2 separate regions of the Homo sapiens genome follow, and region 2 is linked to region 1. The links are chromatin loops, found by intact Hi-C in ENCODE. Cell type or tissue: tibial artery. All regions are shown on one strand. Each heading gives the region's core, and the rest is flanking DNA. Links, peaks and the distances in the headings are about the cores only. Region 1 overlaps DAPK1 (death associated protein kinase 1). Region 2 overlaps LOC124902198 (a long non-coding RNA gene).

The links. Peaks named below come from ENCODE experiments on the same cell type or tissue, not always from the same donor. Only the 100,000 strongest peaks of a DNase experiment are listed, where the experiment ranks them.
Region 2: a loop joins it to region 1, with 2.5 times the contacts of the local background. A loop is called at or near these places in 4 of 110 quality-filtered maps.

The regions. Positions count from the first base shown.
Region 1 is chr9:87,687,243-87,703,732 of GRCh38, forward strand. DAPK1 (death associated protein kinase 1) reads left to right here. Exons shown (of 26, transcript NM_004938.4): 22 at 9,765-9,962; 23 at 11,414-11,552; 24 at 12,875-12,995; 25 at 15,787-15,975. Among named protein-coding and RNA genes, the nearest start is that of CTSL, 31 kb to the right of the region's middle. RefSeq lists a silencer at 6,719-6,937 and enhancers at 12,287-13,486, 15,296-16,490. In tibial artery, for the core only: no CTCF peak of the experiment used is centred there; no DNase peak of the experiment used is centred there.
Region 2 is chr9:87,737,972-87,754,461 of GRCh38, forward strand. LOC124902198 (a long non-coding RNA gene) reads right to left here. Exons shown (of 2, transcript XR_007061644.1): 2 at 13,782-14,386. It also overlaps the pseudogene EIF3JP3. Among named protein-coding and RNA genes, the nearest start is that of CTSL, 20 kb to the left of the region's middle. In tibial artery, for the core only: no CTCF peak of the experiment used is centred there; a DNase peak (open chromatin) is centred at 9,889; H3K27me3 peaks cover 416 bases.

The sequences.
Region 1 (16,490 bases), core at 2,848-10,847:
TGTTTGTACCCATTAACCAACCTATCTTCATTCCCCTCTCCACACACACACACAGCCTTCCCAGTCTCTGGTATCTATCATTCTACTCCCTACCTCCATAAAATCAACTTTTTTAGCTCCCACATGTGAATGAGAACATGCAGTATTTATCTTTCTGTGCCTGGGTTATTTGACTTAACATAATGACCTCCAGTTCTATCCATGTTGCTGCAAATGACGTGATTTCATTCTGTTTTATGTCTGTGCATAAATAGTGTTCTGTTATGTGTATACCACGTTTTCTTTATTCATTTGTTCCTTGATGGACACTTAGGTCAATTCCGTATCTTTGCTATTGTGAATAGTGCTGAAGTAAACATGGGCGTGCACGTATCCCTTTGATATACTGATTTCCTTTCCTTTGGAAAAATGCACAGTAGTGGAATTACTAGATCATATGTTAGCTCAATTTTTAGTCTTTTTGAGAAATCTCCATGCTATTTTCCATAATAACTGTACTAATTTATATTTCTACCAACAGTATATAAGAATTCTCTTTTCTCTGCATCATTGCCAGCTTCTGCTATTTTTTTTTTGTCTTTTTAATAATAGCCATTCTGATTGGTGTAAGAGGGTGTCTCACTGTGGTTTTGATTTGCATTTCTTGGATGATTAGTGATATTGAACATTTTTCTCATTTACCTGTTGGCCATTTGTATGTCTTCTTTTAAGAAATTTCTATGCAGGTTCTTGCTCATTTTTGTTTTCCTTTCTTTTTCAACTTGTATTTTAGATTCAGGGGTCCCTGTGCAGATTTGTTACCTGGTCATATTGCATGATGCTGAGGTTTAGGGTACAAATGATCCCTCCCTCCCACCCCCTCTAGTAGTCCCCAGTTACTATTGTTGCCATCTTTACATCCATGAGTACCGAATGTTTAGTACCCCCTTATAAGTGAGAACATGCCATATTTGGTTTTCTGTTCCTGTGTTAATTCACTTAGGATAATAGCCTCCAGCTCCATTCATGTTGCTGCAAAGGACATGATTTTCTTCTTTTTTATGGCTTCATAGTATTTCATGATGTATATGTATCATATTGTCTTTATCCAGTCTGCCATTGATGGGCGCCTAGGTTGACTCCGTGTCGTTGCTGTTGTGAATAGTGCTGCAATGAACATACTAGTGCATGTGTCTTTTTGGTGGAACAATTTGTTTCCTTTCGGATATATACCCAGAAATGGGATTGCTGGGTCAAACAGTAGTTTTAAGTTCTTTGAGAAATCTCCAAACTTCTTTCCACAGTGGCTGAACTTATTTACATTCCCACAACGTATAGGTGTTCTCTTTTCTTCACGCCCTCACCAGCATCTCTTGTTTTTTTGTCTTTTTAGTAATAGCCATTCTGATTGGTGTGAAATGGTATCTCATTGTGGTTTTGATTTGCATTTCTCTGATGATTAGTGATGTTGAGCTTTTTTTCATATGTCTGTTGGCTACTTGTATGTCTTCTTTTGAGAAGTGTCTGTTCGTGTCCTTTGCCCACTTTTTAATGGGGTTATTTGGTTTTTACTTGTTCAACTCTTTAAGTTCCTTATAGATTCTGGATCTTAGATTATGCCTTTTTGGATGCATAGTTTGTGAATATTTCCTCCCATTCTGTAGGTTGTCTGTTTACTCTGTTGACAATTTCTTTTACTGTTCAGAAGCTCTTTAATTAGGTCCTACCTGTCAATTTTTGTTTTTGTTGGCAATTGTTTTTGAGGACTTAGTTATAAATTCTTCCCCAAGGTCAGTATCCAAAATGGTGTTTCCTAGATTTTCTTCTAGGATTCTTATAGTTTTGAGGTTTTACATTTACAGCTTTAATTTATCTTGAATTTTTTTTTTATATGGTGAAAGGTGGGAATCCAGTTTCATTCTTCTGCATGTGGCTTACCAGCTATCCCAGCGCCATTGATTGAATAGGGAGTCCTTTCTCCATTACTTATTTTTGTCAACTTTGTCGCAGATTGGGTGGCTGTAGGTGTGCAGCTTTATTTCTGGGTTATCTATTCTGTTCCACTGGTCTATGTGTCTGTTTTTGTACCAGTACCATGCTGTTTTGGTTACTGTAGACCTTTGCCCACTTTTTGATGGGATTGTTTGTTATTTTACTGTTCAGCTGTTTGAGTTCCTTGTATATTCTGGATATTAATCCCTTGTCACATAAATAGTTTGCAAAATATCTCCCATTCTACAAATTGTCTCTTCACTCTGTTAATTGTTTCCTTTGCTGTGCAAAAACTGTTTAGTTTAATACACTCTAAGTTGTCTATTTTTGTTTTTATTACCTGTGCTTTTGAGGTTTTATCCACAATATCTTTGTAGGACCAATGTCCTGAAGCCTGTCCTCTTCTACTGGTTTTATAATTTAGGGTATACATTTAAGTCTTTAATCCATCTTGAGTTGATTTTTGAATATGGTGAGAGACAGGGGTCCAGTTTCATTCTTCTGCATATGGATATTCTGTTTTCCCAGCAGCGTTTATTTACAAGGGTGTTCTTTTCCCCAGTATGTGTTCTTATTGCCTCTGTCAAGTTATTTGGCTATGAATACCTGGATTTATTTCTGAGTTTTCTATTCTGTTCCATTGGTCTATGTGTCTGTTTTTATATCAATACCATGCTGTTTTGGTTACTATAGCCTTGCAGTGTATTTTGAAGTCAAGTAGTGAGATGCCTCTAGCTTTGTTCTTTACACTCAGGATTGCTTTGGCTGTTTGGCCACTGTTTTGTTTCCATACAAATTTTCCGATTGTCTTTTCTATTTCTGTGAAAAATGACATTGGTATTTTGATAGGGATTGCATTGAATCTGTAGATTGCCTTGAGTAGTATGAGCATTTTCACAATGTTGATTCTTCCAATATATGACCACAGCATGTATTTGCATTTGTTTGTGTCCTCTCAGTGTCTTTCGTCTGTGTTTTGTGCTTTTCCTTGTAGGGGTCTTTCACCTCTTTGGTTAAATTTATTCCTGAGTATTTTATTTTTATTGCAGCTATTGTAAATGGAAATGCCCTCTTGATTTCTTTCTCAGCTAGTTCATTTTTGATGTATAGAAAGGCTACTGATTTTTGTAGGTTGATTTTGTATCCTGCAACTTTACCTATTTAATATGAATTTATTTCTCAGATCTAAGAGTTTTTTGGTGGAGTCTTTAGGTTTCTGTAGTTATAAGACCATATCACTTGCAAAGAGGGACAATTTGGGTTTCTCTTTTCTAGTTTATATGCTTTTTATTTCTTTCCCTTTGCCTGATTGTTCTGGCTAAGAATTCCAGTACTGTGTTGGATAGGAGTGATGTAGGGGGCATTCTTGTCTTATTTCAGATCTTAAAGGAAAAGCATTCAGCTTTTCTCTATTCAGTATGATGTCAGCTATGGGTTCATCATGTATGACCTTTATTATGTTGAGGTATGGGTTCGTCATGTATGGCCTTTATTATGTTGAGATATGTTCCTTCTATACCTAGTTTGTTGACAGCTTTTATCATGAAGGGATGTTGAATTTTGTCAAATGCTTTTTCGGCATCTGTTGAGATTATGATATGGCTTTTGTTCTTTCTGTTGATGTGGTGTATTATGTCAACTCATCCTTGCATCCCTGATTGTGGTGTATCATCTTTTTTGTGTGCTGTTGGATTTGGTTTACTAGTATATTGTGAGGATTTTTGCATCTGTGTTTATCAGGGATCTTGGCCTATAATGATGATGATGTTGTTGTTGTTGTTTTTACATTCTTTTCTGGTTTTGTTATCATGGCAATGCTGGTTTCATGGAATAAATTAAGGAGAACTCCTGCCCCTTCAGTTTTTTTTGGAATAGATTGAGGAGAATCATTAGTTCTTCTGACATCCAAACCTGGACTTCTCTTTTTGGGGAGGCTTTTTAATACCAGTTCAATCTCATTACTCATTATTGGTCTGCTCTAGTTTTCTATTTCTTTCTGATTCAATCTTTGTAAATTATCTGTCTAGGAATTTATCCATTTCCTCTAGATTTTCCAGTTAGCGTATAGTTGTTCATAATAACCTCTGATGATCTTTGGTATTTTTGTGGCATCAGTTGTAATACCTTACTTTTCATTTCTCATTTTGTTCTTTTGGGTCTTCTCTCTTTTTTTCTAGGTCAGTCTAGCAAATGGTTTAGCAATTTTGTTTATATTATAAAAGAACAATTTTTCATTTCATCAGTTCTTTGTATTTTTTTAGTATCTGTTTTGTTTAGTTCTTCTCTGACCTTTATTATTTCTTTTCTCCTGCTAAATTGTGGTTTGGCTTGTTTTTGCTTCTCTAGTTCTTTGAGGTGCATCATTCGATTGTTTATTTGAAACGTTTCTGATTTTTTGACGTAGGTGTTTATTGTTATAAACTTCCTTCTTAGCATTGCTTTGGCTGTAGGTTTTGGTCTTGTGCTTTGATTTTCATTTGTTTCAAGAATTTTTTTAAATTTCTCCCCTAATTTCTTTCTTGACCCTGTGGTCATTCAGGAGCATGTTGTTTACTTTCCATGTATTTGTACAGTTTCCAAAGTTCCTCTTGTTATCAATTTCTAGTTTTACTGCACTGTGGTTTGAGGAGATACTTGATATGATTTCAATTTTTTTTACATTTGTTGAGACTTTTCATGTGTCCTGATATATGTTCTATCCTGGAGAATGTTCTGTGTGCTGATGAGAAAATGCGTATTCTGTAGCTGTTGGATAAAATGTTCTGTAAATGTCCGTTAGGTCCACTTGGTCTAACAGGCAGTTTAAATTCAGTGTTTCTTTGTTAATTTTCTGTCTGTATAATCTGCCTAATGCTGAAAGTGGGGTGTTGAATTCCCCAAATATTGTTGTATTGAAGTCTATCTGTTCCTATAGATCTAATAATATTTGCTGTAAATATCTGCATGCTCTGGTGATGGATACATATATGTTTAGAACTGTTATATCTTCTTGCTGAATTGATCCCTTTTGCATTATATAATGACCTTCTTTTTTTTTTTTTGACTTAAAGTCTGTTTTATCTGATATAAGTACAGCAACTTTCGCTCACTTTTGGTTTCCATTTTCATGGAATATCTTTTTGTATCCCTTTACTTTCAATCTATATGTATCTTTATAGATAAAATGGATTTCTTGTCAGCAGCATATAGTTGGGCCATGTTTTATTAGTCAAACAGCCAGTCTGTATCTTTTAGGTGGAAAAGTTAATTCATATACATTCAAGGTTATTGTTAATATGTGAGGGTTTATTCCTGTCATTTTATTAATTGGTTTTTTGTTGTTTCATATATTCTTTATTCCTTTCTCCTTCATTATCATTGTGGTTTGGTGGCTTTCTGTAGTTGTAATATTTGAGTCCTTTCTCTTCCTTAATATGTTTCCTCTACCAGTGGATTTATGCTTTCGTGTGTTTTCATGATGAAAGAATTGTCCTTTCACTTCCAGGTGTAGAACTCCTTTAAGCATTGTTTATAGATTTGATCTAGTGATGATCACTTCCCCCAGCTTGTCTTGTTTTTGGGGAAGACTTTATTTCTCCTTCACTTATGAAGCATAACTTTGCTGTCTGTAGTATCCTTGGCTGACAATTTCCTTCTTTCAGTTCTTTGAATATAGCATTTCATTCTCTCCTGGCCAGTAGAATTTCTGCTGAGAAATCTGCTGTGAGTCTGACGGGCGTTCCCTTGTAAGTGACTAGACTTTTTTTTTTTTTTTTTTTTTTTTTTTTTTTTTTTTTTTCTGTTTTCAGACTTCCCTTTGTCTTTGACTTTTGACAATTGGACTATAATGTGCCATGGAGAGGACCTTTTTTCGATTGTATCTGTTTGGAGAGCTCTACAGCTTCCTGCATCTGGATTTCCAAATCTTTTGCCAAACCTGGAAAGTTTTTAACAATTATTTTAATAAATAGATTTTTTATCTCCTTCAGTTTCTCTTTACCTTTGGGACACCAAAAACTTGAATATTTGATTGCTTTATGGTGTCCCATATGTCACAAGAGTTTTGTTTATTTTTTTATTTTTATTTTTTTAATGTTGTCTGATTGGGTTATTACAAAAGACCTGTCTTCAATTTCTGAAATTCTTCCTTCTGCTTGATCTAGTCTATTGTTGCAGCTTTTGAATAAATTTTCTGTTTTATTCAAGAAGTTCTTCAATTCTAGAATTTCTATTTTGATTCTTTGGTAAACTTCTCATAATATTCTGAGTTGTTTTTCTGATATCTTTGTATTGTTTTTCTGGATTCTCTTGTACCTCACTGAACTTGTTTAATGTCATGATTCTGAGTACTTTTTTTAGATTGCATAGGTTTATTTTTCATTAGAATCTGTTGCTGGAGAGTTATTGTGCTCTTTCGGAGGTGCAATATTTCCTTGCTTTTTCATGTTTCTTGTGTCCTTACATTGATATCTGTGCATCCGGTATAATAGTCACTTCTTTGAACTTTTTGAACTTGCTTTCATAGGGGAGGGCATTTTCCTGAAGATGTGTCTATGGTGTTGGTTGAGTAGGGCACTTTGGCTTTGATTCTGGGTGCATGCAGTAGCATAGTGGCCATACGATTTTTTTTCAGCTGTAAGCAGCTCCAGTGGTGCCTGTAATTTTCTCAGTGGCTTAGGGTATGGTTGTTAGTGGAGGCTGTGGTAAAGTTTTTCTGGAGATGGGGATACCACGTGGGCCAGTCCTCAGAACCTAGTGGTGGCAGTGGTGGGCTGAGCATGCCTGTCCTTGGGCCCCAGGGTGGTATATGCTGGTACTGATACTAGTGGGTCCAGGTAGGTTGATTCTTGGGCCTCCAGACAGCTTGCTCAAGTGCTGGTAGTAGTAGCAGTGGGCCAGGTGGGTAGTCAGGTTCTCAGTTCCCTGGGCAGCAGGCGTGGTGTGAGTGATGGCAGTAGTCATAATGAGACAGCCCTCTGGCTCCCAAGCAATCTGTGCTGATGTTGGCAGTGGCTGCAATGGGCTAGGCAGGCCAGTACCTAGCCCTGCAGGTGGCATATACAGGTGAGTGCCAGCTGTGATGATAGTGGTAGGTTGGATGGGCGTGACCTCAGGCCACTAAGAGGAGTGCTCAGGTGCCAGTGGTGGTGGACTGGGCTAGGTGATCCCCAGGTCCCCAGACAGCATATTCAGGCTCTTAGGGGATTGTGAAGTCAAGCTCAGCAGGCCTGTCGTCAGGTCCCCTGGTGGTGCATGTGATCCCCAGCCTCTGGCAAAATGCTTGAGTCAGGGAGGCAGTGGCTGCACTGTGGCTCTGCTACTGGGAAGAGTGGTCCTGCTTTCACTGTCAGCAGCCATATGCGGCCAGCTGGGGAGTGTATGATTTGCACATACTTTAGACTCAGTGGACACAGCAGCAGTGGCTGCAGACAGGGGATTCTGTCCTTGGGGCAGATGAAAATGCACAGCCACTACTCTGCTAGGGACAGTGGGGTCTCTGTCAATGGGTTATGCCTAGACCTTGGTGGCAGCTGCCAGCCAAGGTGGTGGCTGCAGGCAGAGATGTCAGTGGGGCTCTAGGGATATAGAGATGCCGAGGCCATTGGGCTACAGAGCAGGATGCAGTCTACGGGTGTTTGGAACATACAAATGGTGCCGCACTGTAGCTGCTTCGGACTCAGAGAGTGCGTGGGAGCCAGCCTGAGCTCCCTCTCTGGAGCAATACTGTCATGCAGTCTCCAGGCAGCTCCCTCAGCTAATCTCAGGGCCCACATGGGTGAAGGGTCCCCCTGCACCAGGGGCAAAAATTGCGGGAGTTCATGGTCTGTGTGCATTTTGCTCTCTTAAAAGTTGGGCTTCCTCTGAGCTCCCCAGAGCAGAGCTGGCTGTGGCAGCACAGAGAGAAGAGAAACTTGTCTTGGGACCCCAGGCCCTGCTCCCATCTGATCTCTCACAGCCCCAGCCGCAACCCACCTCAGGACCCCACACTCCAAGAGCCAATTTCTGGGTACCAGAACTTTCCATGCTTGGCCTAAGCAGCCAGCTTTGGAGGGTGGTCCCTCCTGCTTCACTACAAGTCTGAGAAAAACCCTTTAGATCTCAGAGTGCATCTTGACTGCAGGATTTTGGGTACAGAGTAAGCACTGAGGGGTAAACGAGGTGAAGGGAGCCTTCAAATCCTGTAATGGAAGTGGCCCTGGCCAGGCCGCCCCAGAGGCCAGTGGTGGGCGGCCACAGTCCTGGCAGGATGTGGCAGTGTAGAGAGGGGGCATCTCAGGTCCACTGGAGGTTCCGGGAGTCCTGGGAGCTCCAGGTGGAATCTAATCTGCAGATATTTCTGGGGAAATGGGCAGCCTTCACAGCTCCAGTATGGGAAAGCAATTGCCCCCACATACAACCTTTGACCCCTGCTTGACACTTTCCTGCCTGAAGGACCCCACCTCCTCCCAGATCCAAGCACCTCCTGTGTAGGCAGAACTGCTGAGCTCTGCATCTCACACCCCTGCATGCTTCTTGCTTCTTCTGAGCAGCCTGGACAGGGCCCTCAGTCACCTGGCCAAGTCAGTCCCTGTTGAGCCAAATTCAGGTGACTTTTCATAGTCACTGTTACATTCAATATCCTATACCCTGGCACGTTCCAAAATTCATGTATATTTATTCAGGACACAAAATCTTTTCACCCACCTTCTCTCAATTAATCCTCTATGGGACTTTGTGAGTTTGGGAATCACAAACCTAATGTGGGCAGTTTGTCCCCGGCTCCTTCCTTGTCAGGAGTAAATTCTGCAAGTGAAGGTGGAGTGTCTGTATTAAGGATATGTGAGCCTACAACCGTGTCATTATTATTATGGATGTGGTGTTCACACTTCTGCGTAATATGACCTGATGGATCTTTGTTTTTTCCCCAGGTGGTTCTCTCTTTTTTTTAATACACCAATATTTGAGGGGGAGTAATACAAAATATATATGTATACAGACACACACACACACATTTCCATGTAAGCACCCAGGCATGCACATATATGTGTACATGCATGTTGTGTGTGTGTAGCACTCCAGGGTATTAGAAGTAGTCATGATATAGATACATATATACACACACATAATAATGAAGGTACTTAGGGAAAGAGTTAAGCAGGTGCAGACATAAGTAGAAAAACAGACATGGATATACATGCTGTAGATATGTACGCGTGACACAAGTCGATCTGCACGTCAGTAGATGTGTGTCTTCGTTCATTTTGTGTTGCTATAACAGAATACTTGAGACAGGGTAATTGATAAGAAAAGCGGTTCATTTAGCTCATGGCTCTGCAGACTGGGAAGTTCAAGGGGCGTGGCACCAGCATCTGCTTTGATTCTGGTGAGAGCTTTTGAGCTGGGTCTAAATGTGACAGAAGGTCAAAGGGTAAGTGGACACACGGGAAGGGACAAAAACCTGCTTTACATCAATCCACGTTCTCAGGACCTAATCCATTCCCATGAGAACTAATCCACTCTCACAAGAGCAAGAACACACTCACTCACTCACTCACTCCTTCCCACCAGCACCAAGCCATTTGGGAGGGATTTGCACTTAGGACCCAAACACCTCCCACCAGGCCTCACCTCCCACATCACCTCACTGAGTGATTTCAATATGAGTTTTAGTGGGGAACAAACCATACCCAAGTCATAACAAGATGTATACACATACAGAAGAATGCCATAAGTATCACTATGCCTACTTCGAATCCGTGGAACGCTAAGAGAATTTATGATTGAAATTTGGTTAGTGGTGTTTCACGATTGTTATCATTTTTCTTTTTCTGTAGGAGTTGGCGATTTCAGCGTGTGGGAGTTCTCTGGAAATCCTGTGTATTTCTGCTGTTATGACTATTTTGCTGCAAATGATCCCACGTCAATCCATGTTGTTGTCTTTAGTCTAGAAGAGCCCTATGAGATCCAGCTGAACCAAGTGATTTTCTGGCTCAGTTTCCTGAAGTCCCTTGTCCCAGTTGAAGAACCCATAGGTGAGCTAAGTCCCTGCAGGCCAGTGATGTCCTACCTGTGGTTGGCCAGGAATCGCCTCCTCCTTCCAGGCTTCTGCCCTGCTCCTGCCACTGCTGCTGCTGGCCTTGCACCAGGCCATGAGCAGATCCCACCGTTTGTGGCTAACAGCTGAGCCAACTTCCTTTCTCCTTCCTGCTGGGAGACTTCCACTCTGAGAAGCTTCATGAGGCTCAAGTGTTCGTGGTATTCTGCAGGCTGTTTTTGTTTCATGATTGCATATTCCTGCCTCAAAGGCCCACTTTGAACAATCCTTTGAGAGGCATTTCTCACTTTTTTTCTACACTTGAGAGCCATGGTCATTGTATGTTGGGTGCAAAATGGAATCCCTGCTTGGATAGCTACTGCACCTTTACCTAAAGGGTACAGAATTAGTCAGCAGAATGAGCAGTTCTTCATCCTGTAATTCCACTAAGAAACAAAGAAAGAGGCCGGGTGCAGTGGTTCACGGCTGTAATCCTAGCACTGTGGGAAGCCAAGGTGGGCAGATGCCTTGAGCTCAGGAGTTCAAGACCAGCCTGGCCCACATGGCAAAACCTCATCTCTACAAAACATACAAAAACTTAGCCAGGTGTGGTGGCATGTGCCTGTAGTCCCAGCTACTTCAGGGGCTGAGGCAGGAGGATTGCTTGAACCTGGGAGGCTGTGGCTGCAGTGAGCCAAGATCGTGCCACTGCACTTAGCCTGGGTGACACAGTGAGACCCTGTCTCAAAAAAAAAGAGAGAGAAATGAAGAAAGGGAGCATGTTGACTGAATGTGTTATCTTAACTTTATTCCTAGAGGAGAGGATAACATGAAATAAACTTCCTTTGGTCTTTGCCCACAACAAGAGAAGCAGCCTTCCCTGGTGAAATGCAATACTCAGCAGTCAATTTTTTTTCTTTCCGGAAAAGCATATAATACAAGGAGTTGGGCTTAATGCCCCTCTGGGTACTGCCAGTTTTGCCTCTTTCTTTGTCCTTTTTTTCCTTTGTTTTAAACACTCCCCGAAGTGGGAGGCTCTTTGTGTGACTTGCAGGTCATTTACCTCTGACCCATCTCTGTGGTGTTGCTGCACTCAGGCGTCTCTCTTTGGTCTTGTAAGCGGCATCCCTTTTGTCACAGGTTAAATTTTCCCTCTCCTTGTAAGTAGGGGCTATTTGGAGACTTGAGAAACTGCCTTTAGTCATTCTGGTCCACTTTGAGCAATTTTCCTTGTGGCCTAGGAGATAGGCTTATCCTGTCGTTGGCCATGCTGGGGCCTTCTAGGGTCACAGTGCACAGCAGGCGTGGGGCCTTCATCTCTGTGGCATGTTGCACTTGTACCTGGAGAGTCGGCCTGGGCATGAGGCCAACACACCGCCCTCACCTGGGCAGGAGAGGCAGCCAGGTAGGAGGACCCACCCCCTGAAGCAGTTCCCTCTCTGCCCCCAGCCTTCGGTGGCAAGCTGAAGAACCCACTCCAAGTTGTCCTGGTGGCCACCCACGCTGACATCATGAATGTTCCTCGACCGGCTGGAGGCGAGTTTGGATATGACAAAGACACATCGTTGCTGAAAGAGATTAGGAACAGGTGAGGGGCAGCCACTTAGTCTCCAGCTCACGGGTAGCCTCCTCTCCCTGAGAACTGAAGCAGAGGTGTGAAAAGTACAAAGGAAGTCTCATGAACCAGAGAAAGGTTTTAAAGGTCTTTCTTTCTTGGTCAACTCTTTTCTTGTACAGGTCTTGTATCCCTTATTGGAAATGATCGGCTTTAGAAGTGTTTCTGATTTCTTATTTGTTTGGATTTTAATATATGTACATATACATAGCAGTTGAACATCCTAGTTCAAAAATTCTAAATCTGAAATGCTCTAATAACCATTTCCTTTGCATGTCTTGTCTTTGCCCAAAAGGTTTTTGGATTTTGGAACATTTCAGATTTCTGGATTAGGGATGCACAACCTTTATTTTTCATTTTTATTAAAACAATGAATCCACATAGTAAATCAAATACAAATGAAGAGCACGTGATGAAAGCAACCCCCTTCTTTCTACCTCCCAGCAACACTGCCCGGAGGTGACTTCTTTTAGCTGTTTAGATTTCAGTACTCAGTATTCAGTGTTCAGAAACACTAATCAGTATGTCTTACAATATAAGTTGCAACCTACTAGTGAGTCTTAAAATTCATTTAGGAAGTCGTGGCCAATTCTTTTTAAAATGGGATGGAATGGAATGGGATAGGATAGGACAGGAAAGGACAGGACAGGATAGGATAGATCAGATGTCAAGTATTATTTTGTAAAACGTTTGTTTCACTGATGAGTATGGGTATGTACAGGATTATGATGTAAAATATATGTTTTTACTCAGAGTCTATCAAAACAGTTTGAACCTGCAGCTTTCTATAATATGCTAGTATCTCTGATCTTGCATTATCAACTTGAGACATTTATCTATTGTCTTGAGACACTATATCTGTTGCCAGATATAAAAATGGGGCTTCTATTAATATTTTTAGGTCAGTGATGTAGCTTTTGCATTCACACCTCTATTCTTAGTCCCTCCACTTTCCACAGTATCTCTTGTCCTCACTTGTAAGGTGCGAGCATTAGGCCTCACCTTTCCTGCCTCGGGAGAAGCTGACATCTTTCCATGCTGTGCTCCTGCTGCTTCATGCAAACCTGAAGGTCCCGCTCCTATGACTCAGACTATATGCCAGTTTCCCCAAGTCTCTGCACCCACTGTGATGAGGCAGAGCCCACCAACAGCAGGGATGGGGAGGGGCCTTTGCAAGGACACCAGAACTTTCCTTCCCTCCTACCAGCCTCTTGAGCCAGTAGGAGCCTGGCCCCTCCATTAAAAGGCCTGGGGACATTGACTCACTGCTGAGGAGGCTGCTGCTCTTCCCTTAGGTTTGGAAATGATCTTCACATTTCAAATAAGCTGTTTGTTCTGGATGCTGGGGCTTCTGGGTCAAAGGACATGAAGGTACTTCGAAATCATCTGCAAGAAATACGAAGCCAGATTGTTTCGGTAAGTACACCATGGAAAGAGCCTGGACCCCTTTGTACTTCCTTCCTGGTTTGCCTCTGGTTTCAGGGAACTGCTTCATAGTAGGACCCAGTAAGAGGTGTCTGCCTGGACATGTCTTTATCCTAGTGCCCTGGGAAAAGAAAGGAAGAATAGAGAAACAAGGAGATGATGGGAGCTGAAGGGTTATTATGGGCAAGGTGGACCACTTCAATTTTATGAAATTCTTACCGATTTATTGGTTTCTTTAACAATATTTTATTTATTTATTTTATTTTTTCAGAGACAGGATCTCACACTGTCATCCAGGCTGGAGTACAGTGGTGTGATCATAGCTCACCGTAACCTTGAACTCCAGGGCTCAAGCAATCTGTCCATCTCAGCCTCCCAAGTAGCTAGGACTATAGGCACGCACCACCATGTCTGGCTAATTTTTTTGATTTTTTGGTAGAGACAGGGTCTTACTATGTTGCCCAGGCTGGTCTCGAACTCCTAGGCTCAGGTGCTCCTCCCACCTCAGCCTCCCAAAGTGCTGAGATTACAGGTGTGAGCCACCATGCCTGGCCAATTTTGGGAAAAAACCAAAAAATTCAAAAGTGACTTATTGTGGAATATTTAGAAAATTCAGAAAAGTAGAAAAACAGTCACAAACTTTTTTGAAAGACAGAAAAGAATAAATGAACAAAGGGAATGAGACTGTATTCTTGGGTTGCAAGATATGACTATTTTATTTTTCCCTAGTTATATAAATGTAATACAATTTCAGTTAGCATCTGAATGGGTTGAGGGGATTGGGATTTTTATCTTAAAATTTCCATGGAAAAATTCATTAAACCTATTATAAAGCCCCTGATAATCAATACAGTTAAATAGGAGGAAAAGCTTAGAGGGTATAGAAGTAAATCATAATATCTTTAGAAATATAATGGAAAATAAATATGTCATTTGAATTTAATGGGGTAAAGATTATTTAATAAATGAACCTGGCACAACTGGCTATTTGTCTGGAAGGAAATAAAGTTGGATTCCTACACCCTACAAAGTCCAAAAATAAATGGATTAAAGCTTTTAAGTAAAAACATGAAACAATAAATACCTTGAATAGAAATTGTGGAGAGTGTATTTTCAAAATAACTAGGGACTGAGGGAACCTGTTAAACCAAGATCTAAAACCCTAGAAATTTTAAAAGAAAATATACCTGTTTGAAAATGTAAAAATTTTTAAAATTTTTTTCTAGCAAACAAATTAAGTAAACAAAGTTGAAAGGTGAAATAGGCTGGGAAAAAGCATTCTCAATGCTTTGGACAGATAAATGGTCACACCGTAATGTTCAAAAAGCTCTCCGGAATTGGTAAGAAAAGGGCGAGCGTCCCAGTGGAGAAGTGGTGGCATTCACTCTGGAGTCTTCCTGCTGCCGAGGCCTGAGGACAAATGCGGGCAGATGCCTGTCTCCCTCTCTTACCTTTGAAGCTGCCTCTGGGTGTATTTTTTTTTTTTTTTTTTAACTGCTTTGCTAATAAGAAAATGCTGTGCTTCCCGCACCAGATTCTGGTTCTAGATGTGCTTCCAGAATTCTCGGGAAACCCTTTCCTGTCTCCAGAAAACCCTGCCCTTCACACCAGATATCCTCGTTGGGGTCCCACTGTGGCATCATCAGAAGATAGGGGGTAGTCCGGTGAGGCCTGGGAGGAATCTGTCACAGAAACCAGGGGCGGTGATCTGGGAACTAACAGTGGTCTCTGAGGGCCCCTGTGCTTCCCCACCAGGTCTGGATTGAGGCTGCATTCCTGAGGCAGGAGGGAGTGTCCCTGGAGATTTTTGAGCTGGGCTCTGGCATGATCTGCTGCTTCTCAGACACCCCCCGCCCAACCCCTAAACTCCTGAGCTCAGGCAGGTGGAGCCCACCACATCAACTGCACTCACCCCTGAGAATTTTGTTTTTGAATGCAGAGTGGAATTTAGCTGACACAAAAGAATTTGAGAGGGGAGTGCGGAATTAATGGCACGGTGTAGCCTGTGGCTTATGTGGTTTCTAATTCAGAGGTATGTGGATTACGTGAGTCTGTAACATATGCTGATCTAATTAACCAAGTTAAAAGGTTAAAAATCCACTTCAGCCTACATACCAAGAATGGGTCTAATTGGAAACAATATTTCAACAACAGTCCCCACGAATGCCTAATTTACTGGTAAACACTCACTCTAATATTGATGATGATACTCATTCTCTTTTCCTCTGTTCATAAAGTGATCATTGCCTGAGTGAAACAGTCACGAGAGAGAGAGCGAGGGAAGAAAGGAGGGAGGGAGGAAAAAGTGAGGGAGTGAAACATTAGGAGTTGGTGAACATTAGTTGATTGAGTGACTGAGTCCACAATTCCAAAAACGTTCCTAGAAGACTCAAAATCTATTTAACATGAACTAAAGAGCCTTTATAAAACTTTATATTTGAGCAATAGATGAGGCTTAAAAGCAAGTCTAAAAGACAACTGCCCCAGTACTCAACCCAAAAAACACAAACTAGCCAGACACAGTGGTGTGTACTTGTAGTCGGAGCTACTCAGGAGACTGAGACAAGAGGATTACTTGAGCCCAAGGGTTTGAGACCAGCCTGGGCAATAGCGAGACCCAGTCTAAAAAAAGAAAAAAAAACGTCAACAACAACAAAAAAACCCACTCGTTCATCAAATCACCTGCAAGGCGCCTGAATGAAAGGTGTCCTTTCCACTGTGGCTCTGCTCAGGGCACCCACAGCTGCAGGTGAGTTAACCTGTCTGGCCCTGCCCCCTCTAGGTCTGTCCTCCCATGACTCACCTGTGTGAGAAAATCATCTCCACGCTGCCTTCCTGGAGGAAGCTCAATGGACCCAACCAGCTGATGTCGCTGCAGCAGTTTGTGTACGACGTGCAGGACCAGCTGAACCCCCTGGCCAGCGAGGAGGACCTCAGGCGCATTGCTCAGCAGCTCCACAGCACAGGCGAGGTGAGCCCCTGGGAGCCCAGGCAGGGGGCCGTGAGAGGTGCCAGGGACTCAGCCTGTCCCAAATTCCAGCTCTTGGAAGTGGTGTGAGCCTGGGGAAGCAGTGTGGAAATGGTCCAGCTAACCTACAACATTTCCACACGTGTGACAAACACAGCCTCAAGTGACGCTCTGAACTGCAGTTCTCGGCTCACCTTAGGAGCTGTCATTTTGTCTTGTCGTGTTTTGCTTTTATTTCCAGAGTCTGTTAGTTTGGGAGTGCAGTGCCCACTGCCCTGGGTGACTGGGTCTCTCTTCACTCCCCCTGGGCACCAGGAACTTAATCTGCTACTCCTGGCAGCCTTCAGGATGGCTTCTTTGTATCAGCGTGGAGTCATCAGCTCCACACAGATCTCCTGGGTGGGAAAACAGTTGAGAAAAGGCAGTGAGGTGTCCTTGTGGAGGCAATGTCTGGAGATACAAAGACAGAGAACTCTGGTGCACAGATACACAGAGTAATCATAATTAAAGATGCACAT
Region 2 (16,490 bases), core at 5,328-13,327, 53 kb after region 1:
ATCATTAGAGAAATGCAAATCAAAATCACAATGAGATATCATCTCATGCCAGTTGGAATGGCGATTATCAAAAAGTCAAGAAACAACAGACTCTGGCGAGGCTGTGGAGAAATAGGAACACTTTTACACTGTTGGTTGGAATGTAAATTAGTTCAACCATTGTGGAAGACAGTGTGGCGATTCCTCAAAGATCTAGAACCAGAAATACCATTTGACCCAGCAATCCCATTACCGGGTATATACCCCCCAAAATATAAATCATTCTATTATAAAGATACATGCATGCATATGTTCACTGCAGCACTATTCACAACAGCAAAGACATGGAATCAACTCAAATGCCCACCAATGATAGGCTGGATTAAAAAAAGTTGTACATATACATCATGGAATACTATACAGCCATAAAAAGGAATGAGATCACATCCTTTGCAGGGACATGGATGAAGCTGGAAGCCATTATCCTTAGCAAACTAGCACAAGAACAGAAAACCAAACACTGCATGTTCTCACTTATAAGTGTGAGCTGAACAATGAGAACACACGGTCACAGGGAGGAGAGCAACTCACAACGGGGCCTGTCAGGGGGGTGGGAGGAGGGAGAGCATCAGAAAGAATAGCTAACGGATTCTGGGTTTAATACCTAGGTGATCAGTTGATAGGTGCAGCAAACCACCATGGTACACATTTACCTATGTAACAAACCTGCACATCCTGCACATGAATCCCATAACTTAAAATAAAATAAAACTTTTTAAAAAAGGAAATAAATATAGGCTAGGCACGGTGGCTCACGCCTATAATCCCAGCACTTTGGGAGGCCAAGGCAGGTGGATCACATGAGGTCAGGAGTTTGAGACCAGCCTAGCCAACATGATGAAACCCCATCTCTACTAAAAATACAAAAAATTAGCCAGGTGTGGTTGTGGGCACCTTTAATCCCGGCTACTCCAGGGGCTGAGGCAGGAGAATTGCTTGAACTAACTCAGGAGGTGGAGGTTGCAGTGAGCCGAGACAGTGCCACTGCATTCCAGACTGGGCAGCAAGAGTGAAACTCCATCTCAAAAAAAAAAAAAAAAGAAAAGAAAAGAAAATATAAAAAGGGCTCTCGAAATTCAGCCATAAGAAGAACAACCCAATTACATAATGGACAATTGTCTTGAACAGACACTTTACCAAATATATGGGTGGCAAATGAGCATATGAAGAGATGCTCCATGTCATATTTCATCATGGAGATGCCAATGAAAACAACAATGAGATACCACTACACACATACCGTGATGGCCAAAATCCAAAACACCAACAATGCCAAATATTGGTGAGGATGTGGAGGAAAGACAGTCTCATTTATCGCTGTTTGGAATGCAAAATGGTACAACCTTTTTGGAAGACAGTTTGGAAGTTTTTTAAAAAAATAAATCTTAACATACTCTTACCACACAATCCAGCAATCCCACTCATTAGTATTTACCCAAATGAATTGAAAACTGTGTCCACACAAAAACCTGTATAATGGTGAGTGGTGACTATCTGGGCCATGGCACAGGTGGTAAAAGAATTTACCAAGGCAATTGTAGGTAAAGAAAGGCAGATTTACTAGAGAAAGTAGGAACACATGTTGCAAGGGTGCAACAGGCAGGGCAGCAAGAGAGGAGCTGACTGCCAGGAGACAAAAGCTTACCACGGATTTTGTGGAATGGTGTTTGTGCTGGGTGCTGAAGTGGGCTTTGTGCAGTGCTGATAACGCCAAAATTGCAGTGAGCTCATTTGCATTTTTCTATCAGCCAAGGGTCTGGTGATAGCTGGGTGCAGGAAGATTGTAAGTTATTTGTGCAGGAGGACTGTGCGTCCTGGACCATGAAGAAAAGGCAAACTCATAGCTTATCTGCTTTCTTTTTTTGCTTTCCCTCCATCCTGCCAGCCTGACTACCCTTTCCCAATTAGGACTCCACAATCTGCACAAGAGCATTTATAACAGCTGTATTCATAATTGCCCAAACTTGGAAGTAATCAAGAAGTCCTTCAGTAAGTGAATGGATAAATAAATGTAGTAAATCCAGCCAATGAAATATTATTCAGCCATAAAAAGAAATGAGTTCTTAAGTCATGAAAAGATATGAAGGAAACTTAAATGTGTATTACTAATGAAAGAATCCAGGCTACATACTGTATTCCAACTATATGTCTTTCTGGAAAAGGCAAAACTATGGAAACAGTGAAATCATCAATCGTTGCCAGAGATTAGGAAGTAGGAAGGGCTGAATAGGGAGTGCACGGAAGATTTTTAGGTCAGTGAAACTATTCTGTGTGATACTATAATGGTGAATCCATGTCCTCATACATTTGTCAAAACCCATCGAATGCACAACACCAAGAGTGAACCCTAGTGTTTATTATGAACTTTGGATGATAATGGTGAGTCACTGTAGGTTCTTGGACTGTAGGAAATGGACTACTCTGGTGCATATGTTGATAGTGGTGGAGGAGGAGAGGTTGTAGGGGTTTGGAGAAGAAGGGCGTGGAACTTCCTGTTCTTTCCACCCAATTTTGATAGGAACAAAACTTAGCTCTTAAAAATTATGTTTATTAATTTTAAAAACAAACAAAGAATACCTAATTTTTTTACAAATTGCTCTAATTTCATAGAATTGCACATTAAAAATATGAGATACTACACAAAAGAAATTATAGCAGTGCTTTAGACAGGAAAGGGGCATGAGAGAACTTTCTGGAATAACAGTAAGTTGTATGTCTTGATAGGGACTTGGGTCGTACTGGTATATGCAATTGTCAAAACTCAAAGAACATACACCTCAGATTTGTGCATTTCAATCAATGTAAATTTTATGGTAAAACTAGGATTTTAAAACAAGTATTAAACCCTTGTTAATGATATGCGCGCTAAAGTATTTAGGAGGAAGCACTACCTGCAAATTTCTTGAAAACACGTGAAAAATAACATGAACTAATGGACAGATAGAGGCAAAAATAGATCTACAGATGTGAATTAAAACAAAGATTAAAATGTTAATGATAAAATCTTGGAGGTAGATATATGGTATTCACTGTAAAAATTCTTTCAACTTTATTGTATGTTTGAATATTTGCATAATATAATGTTAGGGGAAAATTGCAGCAGAGATAATATTCTAAATAGCTAAAAAAAATTTGACTTTCAGAAGACCAGACTCATTGAGAGCGAAAAAATTATTTTTGTTTTGTTGTTCGTTTGCTTGTTTTTTAATTCTGGCAACGGCAGAGGAACTCTGACTCCTGGGGTGCAGAAAAATTGTCTGTGGAAGCCCCGTGAAGGAGGTGGGGGACCGCTGCAAAAGCAAGGAAGAGGACGAGGATGAGGACGTCTGGGATAACTGGGATGATGGTGATGACAGGAAAAAGAAAAAAGAGGAAGCAGAAATAAACATTTTAGAAAAGAAAAAACTAACAGAGAAGATAAAAGAAAGAACGGCAACAGAAGAAAGGGCAGGAAGAAATTAAAAAGGGGTTAGAAGAACCTGAAGAACTCCAGCTGCTAACACCAGAGGAACAATTAGCAGATAAACCGCAGCTGGAGAAATCACAGGAAGAGTCAGACATGGAATTAGCAAAGGCAACTTTTGGTGTTAAGACTACTGTATATGGATCGGATGCTGTAAACCCATCTTCAAGGGATGACCTTACAGAGTTTGGAAAGTTACTAAAAGATAAAATTACACAAAATAAAAAGTCACTATATTATGCCAGTTTTTTGGAAGTCTTAGTTGGAGATGTGTGTATGTCATTGGAAACTGATGACTTGAAAAAGGTTCTCAATACATTGTGCTTTGAAGTGAAAAACAGAAGCAAGCAAAGCCAAGCCAAAAAGAAGAACAAAGGTATGGTTCCTGGAGGGAGATTAAAAGCCACCATGACAAATGATCTGGTAAATTATGGTGGTGATGATGCAGGGTATGCACAAGACTATGAAAATGTCATGTGACATTGCATCTTTTCCTGGTGTCATCTTTATGTTGCCCACGACCCCTTCAACGCACAGCACAACTTCCTTTCCTTTCAGTTCTGCCAAATGCTACAATCCAAAGTGCAGTCTCTTTCGTGCTGGTTATTTAACCCCTTGACACTTAGGTGTTAACGTGCAAATGAGGGAGCTTGGATCTTGCTGCCAAGGGGTTAAAATCAGGAACCTCAATTGCTACTAAATCATAGTCCAAAACAAAGCAAACCTAATAATGTCATTTTTGGTTTCAGATTTCATAGCGGCAGTCACTGAAAATTGGAAACAAAAGGCTGCAACAAGACAAAATAAATTGTGTAGTACTCAACAGCACTATTCAGTAATACAGCCTTAACCATACCTCCTTGAACTACTTCATAACTTGTCAAGAAAAGCAGCTGCAGCAAGGGCATGTGGCATGCACCTAGTATGAAAATTGCTTTGTCTTAAAATTGAATGTGAGGCTATTAAAAATACATTGTGAAGAAGACTGCTTATGCCAGAGTGAAGATACTGTGGCTGAAAAGCACTAGTTTGATTAAAATTAAATGACCAAAGCCTTCCAACTTTGAATCTGAAGAGGGTAAGCCTCTCCATTATAACATCACATGTTGTGGATTCTCTTGAATACAAAGACTGTCTAGTTACTGAAACCACCTTTGCAAAATTATGACTGAGACAGTGAAAGAGATCTAACTGAATTGATTCCATCCTGCTTCTAACCTCCAAGCTGTCCTTGTTCATTCTTGGGTGTAGGCTGAAGTAACTTTGGGAGAAACTTAGTTTATAGTTTAAAACAAAGACGATAACAGCCCTATCCCAAAGCAGACTTCCTCCTTGCCTGGGGACTACTGCCTTTGCAGGACTAACATTAGCCACAAGATTAGAAATTATGGTTTAGGAGTCATGCAGCTGGAGGCTGCAAGATTCTGACCCTCCCTAACCTGTTCCTAAGATCAGTGCGTGAGATATTTTGCAGCCCCTGCACTTAATGAATCAGCTGGCACCACCCAGATTAATAAACTGTCTCATCTGACCTTGTGGCCCCACCCAGGAACTGACTCAGCACAGAAGACAGCTTCGACTCCCTATTATTTCTTCTCTGACCAATCAGCAGTCTTGGCTCATTGGCCTCTCCCCACCCACCAAGTTGTCCTTAAAAACTATGCTCCCCAAGTGCTCTTCTGGGAGACTAATTTGAGTGATAATACAGCTCTGGTCTCCCACACAGCCGGTTCTTTGTGAATTACTCTTTCTCTATTGCCATTCCCCTGTCTTGAGAAATTGGCTCTGTCTAAACAGTGGGCAAGGTGAACCCCTTGGGTGGTGACATTACTTATCAAACTATTTCTACTGATGAAGTGCTTCAGATGGGGGCTTCAGGACTCTTTACCTGTTTTTGTTTGCCTGATTTAAGTGTCTGAGAAACAAATCTTAGTTCTCCTGGGCTGCAATAAAACAACTTTACCAGGGTTTTGGCATTTCCTTTCTTTTCCTTTATAAAATATGCTCAACAAACTGCACCAGTTAACTACAGTTTGATAAATTGCTAACAATTATGACATTTGCAATGATTTATAAAGCAACTATTTCAAATAAATAAATTACAAAGAGCATTAAAGGAGTTTATTCTATGAACAAAAGACAGCAGTTTCTGCCCCAGCCTAGAGAAGGTTCAGAACATGAGAAGGATTTGAAAGGAGAGCAGAGAAGTCACCTTTGGGTGTGAGTCCCTGAGCCACAGAGGTAGGGGATGGGAGACAGGGGAAGGGTCAAGAATATGCATTTTTGCACATAGGAGTCTATGGCTATAAAACTGCTCATAATTAAACTAAAGAGCTTCTGCACAGCAAAAGAAACTACCATCAGAGTGAACAGGCAACCTACAGAATGGGAGAAAATTTTTACAATCTACCCATCTGACAAAGGGCTAATATTCAGAATCTATAAAAACTTAAACAAATTTACAAGAAAAAATCAAACAACCCCATCAGAAAGTGGGTGAAGGATATGAACAGACACTTCTCAAAAGAAGACATTTACGTAGCCAACAGACACATGAAAAAATGCTCATCATCACTGGCCATCAGAAAATGCAAATCAAAACCACAATGAGATACCATCTCACACCAGTTAGAATGGCGATCATTAAAAAGTCAGGAAACAACAGGTGCTGGGGAGGATGTGGAGAAATAGGACGCTTTTACACTGTTGGTGGGACTGTAAACTGGTTTAACCATTGTGGAAGACAGTGTGGCGATTCCTCAAGGATGTAGGACTAGAAATACCATTTGACCCAGTGATCCCATTACTGGGCATATACCCAAAGGATTATAAATCATGCTGCTATAAAGACACATGCACACGTATGTTTATTGCGGCACTATTCACAATAGCAAAGACTTGGAACCAACCCAAATGTCCATCAATGGTAGACTGGATTAAGAAAATGTGGCACATATACACCACGGAATACTATGCAGCCATAAAAAAGGATGAGTTCATGTCCTTTGTAGAGACATGGATGAAGCTGGAAACCATCATTCTCAGTAAACTATCGCAAGGACAGAAAACCAAACACTGCATGTTCTCACTCATAGGTGGGAATTGAACAATGAGAACACATGAACACAGGGCGGAGAATATCGCATACTGGGGCCTGTCGTGGGGTGGGAGGAGAGGGGAGGGATAGCATTAGGAGATATACCTAATGTAAATGACGAGTTAACCGGTGCAGCACACCAACATGGCACATGTATACATATGTAACAAACCTGCATGTTGTGCACATGTACCCTAGAACTTAAAATAATTAAAAAAAAAAGAAAAATAAAAAACAAAAATAAAGTTAAAAAACTGCTCATTATTATATGTTAATATAAACATACTACATGTTATTATATATTAAGTTTATCCCAAATGTTTCTGACAATGTATTAGGTTGGTGCAAAAGTAATTGCGATTTTTGTCGTTACTTTTAAATGGCAAAACCGCAATTATGTTTGCACAAACCTAATACATATTAAAGACAATTTTCAAACTCATGGGTTCTAGAACCCTTGTGAGAACAGTCAGTTTTCCTAATGTAACTTCTAAAAGTACTTATTAGGTGGGAAAGCAGTGTTCTTTTTTTTTGAAATAGGGTTTCTGGTTCTGTCACCCAGGCTGGAGTGCAGTAGCGTGATCGTGACTCAATGCAACCTCCACTTCCCAGGCTCCCAAAGTTCTAGGATTACAAGCATGAGCCACTGTGTCTGGCCACAGTATTCTTGTGATCATTGGAATCTGTAGTGTAATCCCACCATAATGATTTGGTAATGGGGTTTAAGGTCCCACTTATACTTAGAAAAGAAAGTTTTAATAACAGGAATAAATTAAGGGGATAAATTTTTCTGAAGTTTTGTTGAAACTTTAAAGAGAAAATCTTACAACATGAAGGCTAAAAAGATTTCCTGAACAAAAGAAGGCTAAGGCACAGTTAAATAAAACAGTGTTCGTTACTGTCAATTTGCACTTGGTTTCTGGTGGCAAGTAATTGGGGTGTGTCCTTGACTGGATCTCTCAATGAGATTTATCAGTCATTTGAATGAATATGGTGGTGACGCTTACAGGAAGCTTGAAGGTACTTTAAATGCTTTTTTACTTTGTAATTTTTGTGGGTACATAATAAGTGTATATATTTATGGGCTATGTGAGATATTTTGATACAGGCACGCAATGTGTAATAATCACATCAGAGTAAATGGAGTATCCATCTCCTCAAGCATTTATCCTTTCTTTGTGTTATAAACAATCCAATTATATTCTTTTAGTTATTTTTACACATGCAAGTAAATTATTATTGACTACTGTTACCTTGTTGTGCTATCAAATACTAGGTTTGTTTCATTCTTTCTATTTTTTTGTACCCATTAACCATCCCCACTTCCCTTGACACTCCCACTACCCTTCCCAGCCTCTAGTAACCATCCTTCTACCCTGTATCTCCATGAGGTCACTTGTTTTAATGTTTAGCTCCACAAAGAAGTGAGAACATGTGAAGTTTGTACTTCTGTGCTTGACTTATTTCACTTAAAATAATGACCTCCAGTTCCATCCATGTTGTTGCAAATGACAGATTTGATTCTTTTTTATGGCTGAAATAGTAGTGCTTTGTGTATATGTACCATTGTGTATATGTATATTTTCTTTATCCATTCATCTGTTGATGGACACTTAGATTGCTCCCAAATCTTGGCTATCCTGCAACAAACATGGGAGTGCAGATATCTCTTCGATATGCTGATTTCCTTTCTTTTGGGTAAATACCTAGCAATGGGATTGCTGGATCGTATGGTAGCTCTATTTTTAGTTTTTTGAGGCATTTCCAAACTGTTCTCCACGGTGGTTGTACTTATTTACATCCCCACCAACAGGGTACAAGGGTTATGTTTTCTCCACATCCTCTCCAGCATTTGTTTTTGCTTGTCTTTTGGATATAAGCCATTTTAACTGGGGTGAGATGACACCACCTTGTAGTTTTGATTTGCATTTTTCTGATGATTAGTGACGTTGAGCACCTTTTCATATGCCTGTTTGTCTTTTGTATGTCTTCTTCTTCTTCTTCTTCTTCTTCTTCTTCTTTTCTGAGATGGAGTTTCACTCTGTTGCCCAGTTGCCCAGGCTGGAGTGCAGTGGCGTGATCTCGGCTCACTGCCACCTCCACCTCCCAGGTTCAAGTGATTCTCCTGTCTCAGCCTCCCAGGTAGCTGGGATTACAGGCGTGTGCCACCACACCTGGCTAATTTTTGTATTTTTAGTACAGATGAGGTTTCACCATGTTGGCCAGGCTGGTCTTGAACTCCTGGCCTCAAGTGATATGCCAGCCTTGGCCTCCCAAAGTGCTGGAATTATGGGCGTGAGCCATCACACCCAGCCTGCCATTTGTATGTCTTCTTTTGAGAAATGTCTATTCAGATCTTTTGCCAATTTTTTAATCAGATTATTAGACTTTTTTCCTATAGAATTGTTGGAGCTCCTTATATATTCTAGTTATTAATCCCTTATCAGATGGGTAGTTTGCAAATATTTTCTCCTATTCTATGGGTTGCCTCTTCACTTTATTGACTGTATTCCTTGCTGTGCAGAAGCTTTTTAACTTGGTATGATCCTATGTGCCTATTTTTGCTTTGGTTGCCTGTGCTTGTGGGGTGTTACTCAAGAAATCTTTGTCCAGACCAACGTCCTGGTGAGTTTCCCCAATGTTTTTGTGTAGTAGTCTCATAGTTTCAGGTTTCGAATTTTAGCCATTTTGATTTTATTTTTGTATATAGTGAGAGATAGGGGTCTAGTTTCATTTTTCTGCATGGATATTCAGTTTTTCCAGCACCATTTATTAAAGAAACTGTCTTTTCCCCAATGTTTGTTCTTGGCAACTTTGTAAAACATGAGTTCACTGTAGATGTGCTTGAGGGCACACACAAAAATCCATCCCACCCCACTAAGCCACCCAAACAAACATGAAAGACAAAAACTGTTTTTGTTGGGGAAACACAGCTCTGGAACTAATTCCCTGGGCCCCTTGTTAACACCAGCCCCTCCTATAAGAAAATGATTTGTCGAAGCTTCAGTGACCATTGAAGGGATGCTCTATAAGACAAGTCTGTTGACTGAAAGAGACAGAAACCAATGTTGAAGCTACTTATGCAAGAGGAGGACCTGGGTGGCACAGACCTGGCTGGATGCAGGGCTCACAGATCGTCATCAGCACTCCATCTCTTCCCACCTTCAGGACCTACTGTCCTCTGTTTTGCACACACTCCCAGCCAGGCTCACTTTTTATCCTCCTTGGAGGAAAGTGGGTTTCCCAGTTGTGTCTGGGCTGGTGCTGCTTGGCCCTGCCTGGGTCCCATGCTGGCCTCAGGATGAGAGGGATGGTCACCTCAGCTACAGCACATGGATTGCTCTGTGAAAAGCAATCTCCACAGGAAACCAGGATGGCTTCACCAGGGAGGCAGAACAACAAATGCCCATGACAGAGGGCATGCACCGTGAATAAAAGAATCAGGATTTTAAACAGAAAGGCAGAAAGAAGAGGACTTCCAAACCCTAGAAAGTTTAAAACTAATAGAATAAAATTTACTGTGCGTAAATGTAAAGCCTTATGTTGAGATTAAATATATGTATGTGTGTCAAATTTTATCTAAAAATATATGTAGCCAAAGAGTCAGAAAAAATAAAAATAAAAAAGTAACAAAAGTAAAACAAAAATATATGTAGCCATATTCATGTGATGCAACTACAAGAAAAAAGTAGAAATGGTTTAGTAGTGTCCTTAAAAAAAAAAGTCTTAGTTTTTGGTTGCTGGTCACTTTGAGATGGTTATCAACGTGATTTGGACACTTTAAAAGTTTGCAATAATGAGATTAAAAAGCAAGATAAAGGAGGAAATAGTGCTGTTAATGCCTATTTCATGGTGTCATGTCTGGAATATTGTGCTTGAGCCTGGGGGTGCGGGTGGGGGTGACATTTTAAGGACACTAGCGAGCATTCAAAGAAGAATCAGCATCCAGCTCGTGAAAACGACCATGACACCTCCCCTTCCACCCCCCTTGCCCCAGAGCATGCCATTTTAAGGATTATTTTGAGTGTAAAGAAACTAAAAATCAATAGATAGAAGATTATTTCTCTGCTCTCCCCTCGGATGCCTAAAACCCGGGCATAAATTTCCCTTTGTTAAGGTGGCATGGATTTCCCCCTCTCCTGTACCAGGATGAGGAGAGGGAACACTTGTCACCAGGGACAGAGAGCCAACACCAAAATAAGTCTGCATAAACAAGCCTCCCTAAATAAGCAGGATAATCCATTAGTTCCCACATAGTTTTCCTAGTCACTTTTCCACAATTAATCATTCCTCAAAGCCCAAATCTTCTTTCCTTTGTTAAAATGGCACATAAGCCTCTGAGTTTAGCCATTTCTTTGACTTTCCTTTCCTTTCTGTGAACTCCTGTGTATGTAAAATATTAGTAAACTTTCTATTATTTTCTCCTGTTAATCTGTCTCTTGTGAGTCAAACTTGCAGAGCCTCCCAGTCAGTGAACCTAAGAGGGAAGAGAAAATGTATTTCCTTCCTGGCACTACAAATGGTGCATGTTTGTTGAAAGGAAGTACTTAACTGCTACACGGCAGGAGGTATAATCCAGACAGAAGTAAGAAGTGTGCTGGATATTAGAATATTCCTGCTCTTCATAAGTGGATGAATTATATGACCACCAATTTTCCAGTACTCCTAAAATTTTTGATCCCAAAGGTACCTTAAATCCCTCTAAAACAAGAATAAAAAAATTGAATACCTTGTTGAGAAACAGATGTTCAGAACTTTTTCATCTTGTAGAATGGAAACTACACCTATTAAACAACAACTCCTGTTTTCCTCCCCATCCCAGTTCCCACTAATCACCACTCTACTTTCTATTTCTATGAACTTAGCTGCCTTAGATAACTTGTATAAGTAGATTCACACAATATTTTCCTTTTTGTGACCATGCTCTTACTCTTAGGACAATGGCCTTAGGGTTCATCCATGGGGCAGCACGGGACATGATTTCCTTCCTTTCTAAGGTCACAGAATGTTCTATTGTGTGTCTATTTTCAAAGGAGGAATTCTGGAGATGGGTGATTATATCAACACTCACGGTATCTTATTTAATTTTTAACACAAAATTATGAGGTCATTGCTGTTATACACATCTATAGTGGTTAAAATCAAGCCTTCGAGACTGAAAGTAATTTGCCCAAAGTTTATGCATACCAGAAATGAGACTTGAGTTATCTTCTTCCCAAACCTTTGCCATTGAGTAGGAAACTCATAAAGTCAAAGGGCACTGGAATTGTTGCTTCTATTGGTTTGTCATTTTTTTCCACTTACTGTTTTAGTGCAGACATGTCTGAAATGCAAACAGGTTTTAAAATGGAAGCTTTGGAGTATTCCGTAATTATGGTTATCAACGTTTAGTATTTCCAGCAAAACATTCTTATTTATCAACTTCCCCATTTATCTCAATCAAAATAAGTAGGAAAAAGAAAAAGCATAAATAGTTCTCACTGCTTCTACAATCCAAAAGAAAAATAAAAAATATAAGCGAGAAATGCAAGTTCAGAGAAGTTCCCAATTTTCTTCCCTTTCATCATTGGGCAAAATGATCAAACTATTCTTGCTGAGTGGGCAACTCCCCATGGTACTTCAGAAAGGCTTTGTTGCCTGGTGTGGCAATGCCTAAAAATTCCTTAGATGCTAGGGGAAATGCAACAGCATTGTCCCAGATGACTGTACTATGCTGTTTTTCTTTTTCTTTTCTTTTATTTATTTATTTATTTATTTATTTATTTATTTATTTATTTACTTTTGAGACAGAGTTTCGCTCTTGTTGCCCAGGCTGGAGTGCAATGGCATGATCTCAGCTCACCACAACCTCTGCCTCCTGGGTTCAAGCAATTCTCCTGCCTCAGCCTCCCAAGCAGCTGGGATTACAGGCATGCACCACCACTCCTGGCTAATTTTTCTATTGTTAGTAGAGATGGTGTTTCTCCACGTTGGTCAGACTGGTCTCAAACTCCTGACGTCAGATGATCCATCTGCCTTGGCCTCCCAAAGTGCTGGGATTACAGGTGTGAGCCACCGCACCCGGCCACTATGCTGTTATTCTTGATATCACTAGATTAGATATTTTGTTGAGTCTTACCTTAAATACCCTTCATGCTAGTTTGTACCAGTAATCTCACACACCTCAAGCTGTTTCTCTTTCTCTTCACTGTCCCTCCATGGTTCCCTGGGAGAGGGGCAGCAGAAGAAGGTCCCAGCTCCCTGTGTTTGAAAACTGATGGGTTCAGGCAGGATTGGTGGCCCGTGGCTTGCCAGCCCAGATGCCACCCACATGGACCTCTTGCATTGTCCTGCAGGACTCTGGCAGAGTTCCAGAATCCACCAGGCCCCTGAGAATGGAGTGGTGAGGCCTTAGAGGACCGCTGCTGAGGACACTGGCTAGCTTCTGATGATGGGGACTCTCTAAAGAACACAGGAGTTCTAAGTTCCCTGAGGCACTTCTAAGCATCTCTAGGATAGCAAGGAGGGTCTAGGATTCCTGTGTCCTGGGGGCAGGAGAAATTCCCCAAGTCCACCTGAGACCCACTGAGCTGTGGGCAAAGTGCCAGGGTCCCGGGGAGTTGTAGCCAAATTAGCAACAATTCTTCTCTTAGCCTAATTATCATTCTGCCATGGTATTTACTGGGTGTCTATCATATACTGGGGACCCCTACACTGTAAAACAAAGTCTCTGTCCTCAAGATGCTTTGGTTGGGGAGATGGGATATGTAACAGTTTTGTTTGTCCTTCTGATATAACTAAAACATGTTTCTTATATCATTCAAATCATTATTTAGTTTCATTTATCCCTTTGAACTTGGGGAAAAACTCACTCGTTTACCACTTCACATATTTCTTAATCAAATTCTACTCACTTCCGCAGAGTCTTGCAACCATCCCTGACACTACTCCTGAGTGTTGCATGTCAGTAACTTTCTACATGAAGCACATAGAAATTTGGAAGTTGGAAGTGTGCATGAGGAGTAGGGTACTGTGCACTGTGGGTGGATTTAGAGGATTCACAGGCCACATCCCCAGTGTAGACAATAATTAGCCTGGCAATGGTGACCTTGTATGGACCTTGCTCCGTGAACCACAAATCTGGGATGCTGGCCAAGGAAACACTCAGGCAGAACACCCCAACACCAAGGCTTTTTATTTTATTTTATTTTATTTTATTCTTTTTTATTTATTATTATTATTATTATTATACTTTAAGTTTTAGGGTACATGTGCACAATGTGCAGGTTAGTTACATATGTATACATGTGCCATGCTGGTGCGCTGCACCCACTAACTCGTCATCTAGCATTAGGTATATCTCCCAGTGCTATCCCTCCCCCCTCCCCCCACCCCACAACAGTCCCCAGAGTGTGATGTACCAAGGCTTTTTAATTGCCCGGCAGTGGGACTGTGAACCTGGGAGACCTGTGCCTTCAGCCATTGCTGATTCCTCCTTCTAGAGTGGGAGATCAGCACCTGGACAGAGGACACTGTGACTAGAAAATGCATTTAAAAGAAGGGATTATTGCTTCCTCGGATCAGACTGTGTGATCTACAATGAACTCTTACATGTTATTTTATCTGGCATTCTAACAATGATCCCAAAGAAACATCAGACTCCTTGTTCAGAAGGTAGGTTAGTTCTCAGCAGTACAAGTTGGGTCCTCAGTGGATCCTGTGCATTTGAGGATGAAGTTTACAGATGCTTTGGACCGTAGCTGCAGGTCTGATTTGAGGACAATGAGACCAAGTCAGGGAGGCAGCAACTAATGGGGGAGGGAATAAGACACAAGAAATAACAAACATAAAGTACCAGAGTGGACTTAGTAACTCAGCAGAACTTCCAAATCTCATATTGAGATTGCCCTGGTTTTGGCATGTTGAAGGGATCATATACAGGGAATGGGGAATGCCTAATTATATGGGTCTATTTCCTCTTTATGGTCTCAAAGATTTTTTTAAGAGTTTATAGGATTATTTTTTTAATTACATAAGAAAGATTTAATTTTTAACATCTTAAAATGGTTACAGTTCATGAATACCACAAGACAACCTAAAAAGGTGCAGTCTAGAGTAGCCTATTTGGCTGTTAGTAGCAAAGGTTTTGACCATGGTCAATGACTTAATATCCATGTTAGTCACTCCTGAGTTGATATTACTGTAATTTTTTTTTCTCATTGACTTGGGTGATAGCATAAAAAGTATACTCATTAATTTTACAAATGACAAATGTCAGATGTTACAACTTATTTTAAAGGGATTCCTGTGGTACTTCAAACTTTACTAAAGACAAAACAAACGGTTTTTATCTTCATAATTGTTTTGCTTCCTGGATCTCTCCCTTCTGTTCATGATATCAGTGACTTCACTGCCAAGGCTAAAGTGATATCATGAAAAGAAAAGAGAAACCCAGAAAGCAAAACAGTTATGAAGATAAAGACCATTTATTTTGTCTTTAGTAAAGTTTGAAGTACCAGAGGATTTCTAGGTAGGTCTAGTAAAAAAAAATGTAAAGTTTGAAGTATAGCCCAGTCAGGAAAGAATTCAGTGTTAACAGATACATATTTCAAAGTCATCCATCCACATGGAATTGGAAGCTGATATTATAAAAGTGGTTAACATGAAAGAAAGGTCAAGGAAGGACTTCGGTGAATGTCTATATTTTGGGGAATACATGGAGGGAGGCATTGTATAAGTCAGGAGTAGGCAGGTTATGAAGTGGTAAAAACAACCTTAAAAACCTGAATGGCTATATCAGTTTGTAATTGCAGCTGGGCCCAACTTAGCTGGATGCCTCTGCCTCACAGTCTGTAAGGTTACAGTCAAACTACAGACTGGGGCTGCTGTTTCATCTGAAGGCTCAACTGGTGCTGCAGGATGTGCTTCCAAGCTCACACACGTGGTTTTTGGCAGACTTCAGTCTCTTAACACATGGGCCCCTTTATGAGGCTGCCTCATGATATGACAGTTGGTTTTCCCTATGGAAAGCAGTCCAAAAGAGAGAGAGAGAACAACCAAAAAAGAAGCTGAAGTCTTTCGTAACCTAAGCTCAAAAGAGACATTCCATTATTTCTGCCATATGCTTTTCATTGTAAGCAAGTCACTAAATCAAGCCTAAACTCAAAGATTTAAAATGAACGTTTTGTGTGTGTCTTTAGTAGAATTGGCAAATACACAAACTTTGTGTGTGTTTACTTATCACACATATGTGTGTGTGTGTGTATATATATATAAAATATGTTTGTTTTCTTTTTCTCTTATTCCTTAGTCATGTAACATAAGATGTTCCAACTATATAATAGTGTTTAAATATAATTAATTTCATATCTTAGTGTTTAAGCTACATGGTATCAAAGAGGAAACATCATTCAAAGACCTTACCTTGTCTTCTAGGAAAACGGTTAGTGCATTGTCAATTGTATGTATCAGGTTAATCAGAATTATGACCTTCTGATTATCTTTCTTTGAAGATTGAGTATGGTTTCAGGAGATGCATATGGGCACCAAGTTGACAAGGGGCAGAATTGAATTGTTCTGGTTAATTTCATGTGTCAACTTGACTAGTCCCTGGGGCATCCAGATATGTGTTCCAACTTTATTCTAAGTGTGTCTGTGAAGGTGTTTTTGGATGATATTGACATTTGAATCAGTAAACTGAGGAAAGCAGATTGCTCTGCTTAGCATGGGTGGCCTTCATCTGATCAATGAAAGGCCTGAATGAATCAAAAAGGCTGACCCTTCCATGAGTAAGAAGAAATTCCTTTTGCCTGATTGTGAGCTGGGACATTACTCTTCTTGGGTCTTGAGACTGTCAGCTTTTAGACTAGAACTATACCATTGGCTTGCCAGGGTGTCTACCTGGCCAACTTC